Linked DNA regions of Homo sapiens: region 2 is linked to region 1. Evidence: read pairs that join two places in POLR2A ChIA-PET (ENCODE). Cell type or tissue: B cell. All regions are shown on one strand. Region 1 overlaps GPR132 (G protein-coupled receptor 132). Region 2 overlaps TEX22 (testis expressed 22).

The links. Peaks named below come from ENCODE experiments on the same cell type or tissue, not always from the same donor. Only the 100,000 strongest peaks of a DNase experiment are listed, where the experiment ranks them.
Region 2: POLR2A ChIA-PET joins it to region 1 with 5 read pairs; 1 of 35 experiments calls an interaction of 5 or more read pairs at or near these places.

Annotation. Positions count from the first base shown.
Region 1 is chr14:105,054,450-105,058,449 of GRCh38, reverse strand. It overlaps GPR132 (G protein-coupled receptor 132), which reads left to right. Exons shown (of 4, transcript NM_013345.4): 2 at 1,170-1,283; 3 at 2,284-3,063. The coding sequence starts at 3,030. It overlaps LOC124903398 (a long non-coding RNA gene), which reads right to left. Exons shown (of 2, transcript XR_007064368.1): 2 at 2,673-3,041. Among named protein-coding and RNA genes, the nearest start is that of GPR132, 9.0 kb to the left of the region's middle. RefSeq lists an enhancer at 2,065-2,840. In B cell, no CTCF peak of the experiment used is centred here; a DNase peak (open chromatin) is centred at 2,109; H3K27ac peaks cover 330 bases.
Region 2 is chr14:105,407,167-105,411,166 of GRCh38, reverse strand. All of the region lies in intron 2 of TEX22 (testis expressed 22), which reads right to left. Among named protein-coding and RNA genes, the nearest start is that of MTA1-DT, 11 kb to the left of the region's middle. In B cell, no CTCF peak of the experiment used is centred here; no DNase peak of the experiment used is centred here; H3K4me3 peaks cover 15 bases.

The DNA.
Region 1 (4,000 bases):
AGACTGTCTTTCAGATATTCATGTTTGCATTTCTTTGATTAGAAGTGGAGTTGAACATTTTTCAGATTTTAGGAGCTTTTCTTTTTTCTTGAGACGGGGTCTCTCTCTGTAGCCAGGCCGGAGTGCAGCAGCTCAGTCACAGCTCACTGCAACCCCTACCTCCTGGGCTCAAGCGATCCTCCCAACTCAGCCTCCTGGGTAGCTGGGACTACACGTGTGCACCATCATGCCTGTTTATATTTTTGTAGGTGTGGGGTGTTACTATATTGCCCAGGCTGGTCTTGAACTCCTGGACTCCAGCTATCCTCCCACCTCAGCTTCTCAAAGGGCTGGGATTTACAGCCATGAGTTACCACACCTGGCCTTTAGGAGCTATTTTTATGTTTTCTGTGAAAGCTCATCAACTTTCTTTTCTCTCCCAGCTTTATAAAGGTATAATTGACAAACAAGAAGAGTACCTAGGCCAGGTGCGGTGGCTTACGCCTGTAATCCCAGCACTTTGGGAGGCCGAGGTGGGTGGATCATTTGAGGTCAGGAGTTTGAGACCAGCCTGCCCAACATGGTGAGACCCCGTCTCTACTAAAAATACAAAATCTAGCTGGGGATGGTGGCGCGTGTGTGTAGTCCCAGCTACTTGGGAGGCTAAGACAGGAGAATCGCTTGAACCCAGGAGGCGGAGGTTGCAGTGAGCCGAGATCATGCCATTGCACTCCAGCCTGGGCAACAGAGTGCGACTCTGTCTCAAAAAAAAAAAAAAAAAAATTAGCTGGGGGTGGTGGCAGGCGACTGTACTCCCAGCTACTCAAGAGGCTGCTGCAGGAGAATAGTTTGAACCCGGGAGGCAGAGGTTGCAGTGAGCCGAGATTGTGCTACTGCACTCCAGCCTGGGCGACAGAGCAAGACTCCATCTCAAGAAAAAAAAAAAAAAAAAAAAAAAAGAATCGTATGTAGTCGCAGTGGCTAATGTGACGTTTTGATGCCTGTTGGCTTGGAGCCTTGCTTGTGTTTCTCATGTGGGATGCAACGGCAGATTCTCAACATTTAAAAAACACCTACGAATCAACGGGCCACTTAGTAAATTAGTAAATACTCACTAGCCGTTTGTCAATGGGTTAACTTGTGACTCAATCTGATTTCCCTAAAACAATTTCAACCTACTCTTTTTCCAGGTCATTTTAAACTCTCAGAGTGAACGTCTTGATAGGACCGACAAGACGCATGACATGTACTTAGAAAGCTTATCTTAGAGCCACACTGAGATTGGAACCCGCAAAATATGCCAGGTGAGAGAGCCTTCTCCGACTTTGAACATGTAAGAGGAAGCCCATGAGAATTTTTCCATGAAGCATGTTGTCTCATAATTCAAAAATTAACGCATAAAAATAGATTATCGAGATAAAAACTAGCTCAGCAATAATAAATCTAGAGGTGCTACATGGAGAAATGAAGGACTGATTTCATAATTCTTTCGTGAAGTTCTGGGAAGCCAGGAACGGGAATGAGGGCATAGTTGGTGGCTCCTGGGAGGGCGACACAGTACTGAGTCAGGGGGCTGTCCCACAGGTCCCAGGGGAGCCCTGCACGGTCTGGGCCATGAGGAGCTGACCACCAGCCCCCCGCATCCATGCGTCTCCTGGTGCCGTTGCCCCTACTTCTGACCCACCAGGAAGGCTCTCTTCCCAGGAGGTCACTTGTGGCAGGAGGCGGGGGAGCGGGGGACAGCCTCCTCACCAGATGGGCACAGAGCCACAGACACCACGGACCTGGTGTCCAGAGGTGAAGGTCCCAAGGCTGCGTGAGGCCTGGAGCAGGGGGTGCGGGACTGAGGGGCACCGAGGCCCTGACTGAGACCGCACGGGCGACGATGTGTGGGGTGGGGGAGCCGTAGGAAGTCGGGGAGGGAACAGACCAGAGCGGCTCTGTGCAGGCTGAGGTGGGAGGGACCCCTCTGGCCACCCCGGGTCTTGCCTGCATCTCCCCTTGTGTTTTGGATTCTGGCTCTGCCTCCCAGGGCCTGTGATTGTCATGAAAGAGACGGGGCCGTGTAGGGGGCCCGAAACTTCCTCTGAGCTCAGGACTCGCACAGCGGGGCTGGGGCACTCGTTTGATGGGAAAAGAGCCATCTGGGTGAAGAACAGTGAGTGCAAACACAGGCGTTGGGCCTCCCACCCGAGAACTGCCTTCACTGCCCCCCGCCGCCCGCCACAGGCCTGTGTCTTGGGCGAAGTGGTGACAACTGAGTGTGAGGCAGCCCAGTCACACCCACTCTCTCCCTCTGCCCAGGGAGGAAGGTGAGCAAGGGACACGACACTCACCCGGAGAAACCCAGCAAGCGCAGCGAGGCTGTGGGGAGACCGGAGCCCTGCACACCGCCGGGGGAAGGTGGGCCAGCGCCACCACCGTGGAGAACAGCGCGGAGGCACCCCACGAGATGAGACGGAACTGCCGTGAGATCCAGCAATGCCAACTGTGGGTCTGACCCAGGAGAACGGAAAGCAGGGACGTGAACAGCCCTCCTCATGTTCTTGACACCGTCATTCTCAGCAGCTCAGCTAAGGCACAGAGGCAGCCGAGCGTCTGTCAGCGGAGTCGTGGCTGAGCAGAACACGCCACACGCCACACGCCACACGCCACACGTGCAGGATTGCTCAAGATGGAAGGGCACAGTGGAATATATATATATATTTATATTTTTGGCGAGACCCTGGAGGACACACTGAATACAATGGAATACCATCCCGCCTTTGAAAGGAAGGGAAATCCTGGCACACGCTGCAACAGGAGGGAGCTTGAGGACACTGTGGTGAGTGGAGCACGTGAGACACGGAAGGACACACGCTGAAGACACGCAGAGATGCCCACCCACGTGGGGAGGTGACAGGGGAGCCCAGCGCACAGAGACAAAGTGGAATGGAGGCCTGGGGGCTGGGAGCAAATGCGGAGCGAGTGCTTCCTGGGGCAGAGTCTCCGTTTGGGAAGATGAGAAGGTTCTGCCGACGGATGCTGGCGATGGTTGCAGAAGAATGTGAATGTGCCCAATGCTACTGAAAAACGGTTACAATGGTAAATTCCTTGTTATGTGTATTTTGCCACAATTTTCCACTTTTTCAATTTTTTTTTCTTGCGATTGAGTCTCACTCTATCGCCCAGGCTGGAGTGCAGTGGCACAATCTCGGCTCACTGCAGCTTCTGCCTCCCAGGTTCAAGGGATTCTCCTGCATCAGCCTCCCAAGTAGCTGGGATTACAGGTGCCCACCACGCCTGGCTAATATTTGTATTTTTAATAGAGATGGGATTTCACCATGTTGGTCAGGCTGGTCTGGAACTCCAGACCTCGGGTGATCCACCTGCCTTGTCCTTCCAAAGCGTTGGGATTGAAGGAATGAACGGCCCATGGGGCCGAATTTTTTTTTTTTTTTTTTTTTTGAGATGGAGTCTTGCTCTGTTGCCCTGGCTGGAGTGCAGTGGCGCAATCTCTGCCTTCCGGGTTCACACCATTCTCCTGCCTCAGCCTCCCAAGTAGCTGGGACTGCAGGCACCTGCCACCACGCCTGTCTAATTTTTGTATTTTTAGTAGAGACGAGTTTTCACCAGGTTAGCCAGGCTGGTCTCGAACGCCTGACCTCTAGTGATCTCCCCACCCTGGCCTCCCAAAGTGCTGGGATTACAGGCGTGAGCCACTGCGCCCAGCTGAATTTTTTAAATGCACAAAAACAAGTGGCCTGGCATGGTGGCTCACACCTGTAATCCCAGCACTTTGGGAGGCCAAGGTGGGCAGATCACCCAAGGTCAGGAGTTCAAGACCAGCCTGGCCAACCTGGTGAAACCTTGTCTCTACTAAAACTACAAAAATTAGATGGGCGTGGTGGCGAGTGCCTGTAGTCCCAGCTACTCGGGAGGCTGAGGCAGGAGAATCACTTGAACTTGGGAGGCAGAGGTTGCAGTAGCAGAGATCACGCCACTGCACTCCAGCCTGGGCATCAACACAGTTTTTTGAGAC
Region 2 (4,000 bases), 350 kb before region 1:
TGCCAGGACACCGCCCAACCCAGTACCTGCCCCGCTTCATGTACAGCAGGGCTGCCTGTGGACCGCTTAGTCCTCACGGCCGGCCCCCGGCTTGACCGGCAGGAGAACCCCCGGAGCTCGAGCACTGATGCGTGCCTCAGGAAAGGCAGGACTAAGGCCAGCTCCAGACTGCCCTTCTCCCCAGACCCCTCTGAAATGATCATAAAGAGAGTTCGGGAGAAAATAAAGATCATGAATCCATAGACAAAAGACCAGCGCCAGTGGAGGAGGGCCCCTGGCAGGGTACAGGAGACTGGAGGGCAGGGACCACCAGCTGGAGAAGCTGTGGGAGGGCCACAGGGAAAGGCCAGAAGCAGGTGAGGTCCCCAGCACGACCTCTATCCCCCAAGAAGGAACTTCCCACGTGGGCTGCAGGAGACGGTTCCTCCAGACTCTGCTCAGCCTGAGGTTCACCATCCTCCACCTCCCTCACCAGGGGGAAGGGGAGAGGGGAGAGAAGGCAGTGCCATGCTAAGAGTGGGATTCATGCAAACCCGAAGTGAATTCTCATTCCTCAAAACATTAAAATCAGAATTGCATGGGATCCAGCAATTCCGCTTTGGGGTATGTACCCAAAAGAGTTGAAGGCAGGAAGGCAAACAGATGTGCGCACTCCAACACAGCAGTGGTCATTATTCACAATAGCGAAAATGTGGAAGGAATCCAGGTTTCCACAATGGATCAATGGATAAAGAAAATGTGGCAGATCCAGAAAATGGAATATTATTAAGCCTTAAAAAGTAAAAAGGCTGGCCGGGTGTGGTGGCTCATGCCTGTAATCCCAGCATTTTGGGAGGCCGAGGCGAGTAGATCACCTGAGGTCAGGAGTTCGAGACTAGCCTGACCAACGTGGAAAAACCCCATCTCTACTAAAAATACAAAATTAGCCAGGCGTGGTGGCACATGCCTGTAATCCCAGCTACTCAAGAGGCTGAGGCAGGAGAATCGCTTGAATCCGGGAGGTGGAGGTTGCACTGAGCCGAGATCACACCATTGTACTTCAGCCTGGGCAACAAGAGCAAAACTCCGTCTCAAACAAACAAACAAAAAAGGTAAGGAGGCTAGGCGCCATGGTTCACATCTGCAATCCCAGCAGTTTGGGAGCCCAAGGCAGGAGGATCGCTTGAGGCCAGGAATTCTAAACCAGCCTGTGAGACCCCATCTCTACAAAAGAAAAATTAAAAAATTAGCCAAGTTCAGTGGCACATGCCTGTAGTCCTTGCTACTGGGGAGGCTGAGGCAGAGATTGCTTGAGCCCAGGAGGCTGAGGCTGCAGTGAACTGTGATTTTGCCACTGCACTCCAGCCTGGGTGACAGAGTAAGACTCTGGAAAAAAAAAAAAGAGAGAGAGAAAGAAAAAGAAGGAAGGAAGGAGAAAGAGAGAAAAAGAACGAAAGAAAGAATGAATGAAAGAAAGAAAGGAAGGGAGAAAGAAACAGAAAATGTAAGAAAATCCTGGCTGGGCACAGTAGCTATAATCCAAGCACTTCAGGAGGCTGAGGAGGGAGGATCGCTCCATCCCCTTGAACTCCCCAGGAGTTCAAGGCCACAGTGAGCTAGGATTGCACCACTGCACTCCAGCCTGGGTGACAGTGCAAGACTCTGTCTCAAAAAAAAAAAAAAAAAGAAGAAGAAGAAGTCTTAATAGTCTAGGGCACCACCACACAGCAGCGCTGCAAGCTAGAAGGTGATGGACAAAGCCTTAAAATCCTGAAAGAAAATTATTTCCCACCTAGTATCTCACCCAACCAAGGTGTCATTCAAGCATACAGGCAGAATAAAGATATTTTCATATCTTTAGAGTCTCAAAAACTTTCACATCCTCTGAACCCTTTTGGAGGAAGCTGCTAGATGTACTCCACCAAAACAAAGGATAAACCAAGGAGAACAAGCTGGGGCCCAGGAAACAAGGGGTCCTGTAGACAGGAGGCAGGCGGATTGTAGGGGGAGGGGAGAGGGAGTGGGGAAGGCTACTCAGTGGCCCTGCCAGCTGGGCTGGTTGCTGGCAGTCCAGGGCTCCAGGAAGGCCACTGCCAAGGAGAAAACACAGCTCCAGACGACCCAATGTACAGGGGTCTGTGAGAGGAGAGTCCTAGATTTGTTGGAAGGTTTAGGAAAGAATAATCAGTTCGTAGAAGAGGGAGGAGGAGGAGGAGGAGCAGGAGGAGGGGGAGGGGGAGGAGGGGGGAACACAATGATTTCCTCCAGGGAAAACAGCACAAAGGCAACACGGCCATCCCACGGTCACGATGCCACATGGTCACTGTAAAGCTAACAGTGGAATTGGGTTTCTGCTGAGTAGACAGAATGCTGGTGGGAGGATGGGGAAGGGGCGCTACACCCTTCGTCTCTGCGGTGGGGCATGGACAGAATGCAAGACAGAGGAATGAAAAGGAGGCAGTGCGGCCGGGCACGGTGGCTCACGCCTGTAATCCCAGCATTTTGGGAGGCCGAGGCGGGCAGATCACCAGAGGTCAGGAGTTTGAGACCAGCCTGGTCAGCATGGCGAAACCCTGTTTCTACTAAAAATACAAAAATTAGCCCAGCATGGTGGCACGCACCTGTAATCCCAACTACTTGGGAAGCTAAGGCAGGAGAATTGCTTGAACCCAGGAGGCAGAGGTTGCAGTGAGCCAAGATCATGCCATTGCACTCCAGTCTGGGTGATGGAGCGAGACTCTGTCTCAAAAACAAAAAACAAACAAACAAAACACAAAAATTAGCTGGGTGTGGTGGTGGGTGCCTGTAGTCCCAGCTACTTGGGAGGCTGAGGCAGGAGAACCACTTGAACCCCGGAGGCGGAGGTTGCAGTGAGCCAAGATCACGCCACTGCACTCCAGCCTGGTGATAGAGTGAGACTCCGTTTCAAAAAAAAAAAAAAGGAAGAAAGAAAGAAAGAAAAGGAGGCAGCGCACCGGCAAAAGTGCACTTCTCACCTCAGCATGCGGTGGGACGTCTGCAAGGGCTGAGAGTGGCTTTGGGGACTGCTGTTCTAAATATATATGTTTTAACAAAAGTAATTTAAAATTTAAAAAAAATAAGATTTAAGTAATGAGTAATCCAACAGACACAGGAGAACATGCACAGAACTCTTTAACTCATAGAGAATCCATGTTCTTCCCAAACAAGCTCAACATGCACATGAATTGGCCACAAACAAAATAGACCCCAATGCAGATAGAGCCCCATAACACAGACAGACCCCCATGCAGACAGACCCCCATAACACAGATGGACCCCCATGCAGACAGACCCCCATAACACAGATGGACCCCCATGCAGACAGACCCCCATAACACAGGGTTCTGCAACTACAAAGTGACACAATTAGAAATTAATAGCAAAAGGATAACAAAACACTCCTGTTGATATGGACATTCCAAAACACCCTTCTAATTAAGTCCTGAGTGAAAAAGAAAATAAAGACTGAAATACCAATTTATTTAGAAAGAAACAATGGCAGAGTGCAGTGGCTCTCGTCTGTAATCCCAACACTTTGGGAGGCCTAGGCAGGATGGCTTGACCTCAGCAGAGAAGTTCGAGACCAGCCTGGGCAACATAGGGAGACCTCATCTCTACAAAAAATAATTAGCTGGGCATGGTGACGTGTACCTACAGTCCCAGCTATTCGGGAGGCTGAGATGGGAGGATCACTTGAGGCTAGGAGTTCAAGGCTGCAGTGAGCCGTCATGGTGCCACACGCTGCACTCTAGCCTAGACAACAAAGTGAGATCCCATCTCTAAAAAAATTTAAGAAACTGGCCGGGCATGGTGGCTCATGCCTGTAATCCCAGCACTTTGGGAAGCCAAGGTGGGTGAATGGCCTGAGCTCAGGAGTTCGAGACCAGCCTGAGCAACATGATGAAACCCCATGCCTACTAAAATATAAAAGATTAGCCAGGCATGGTGGTGTGCACCTGTAATCCCAGCTACTCAGGAGGCTGAGACAGGAGAATTGCTT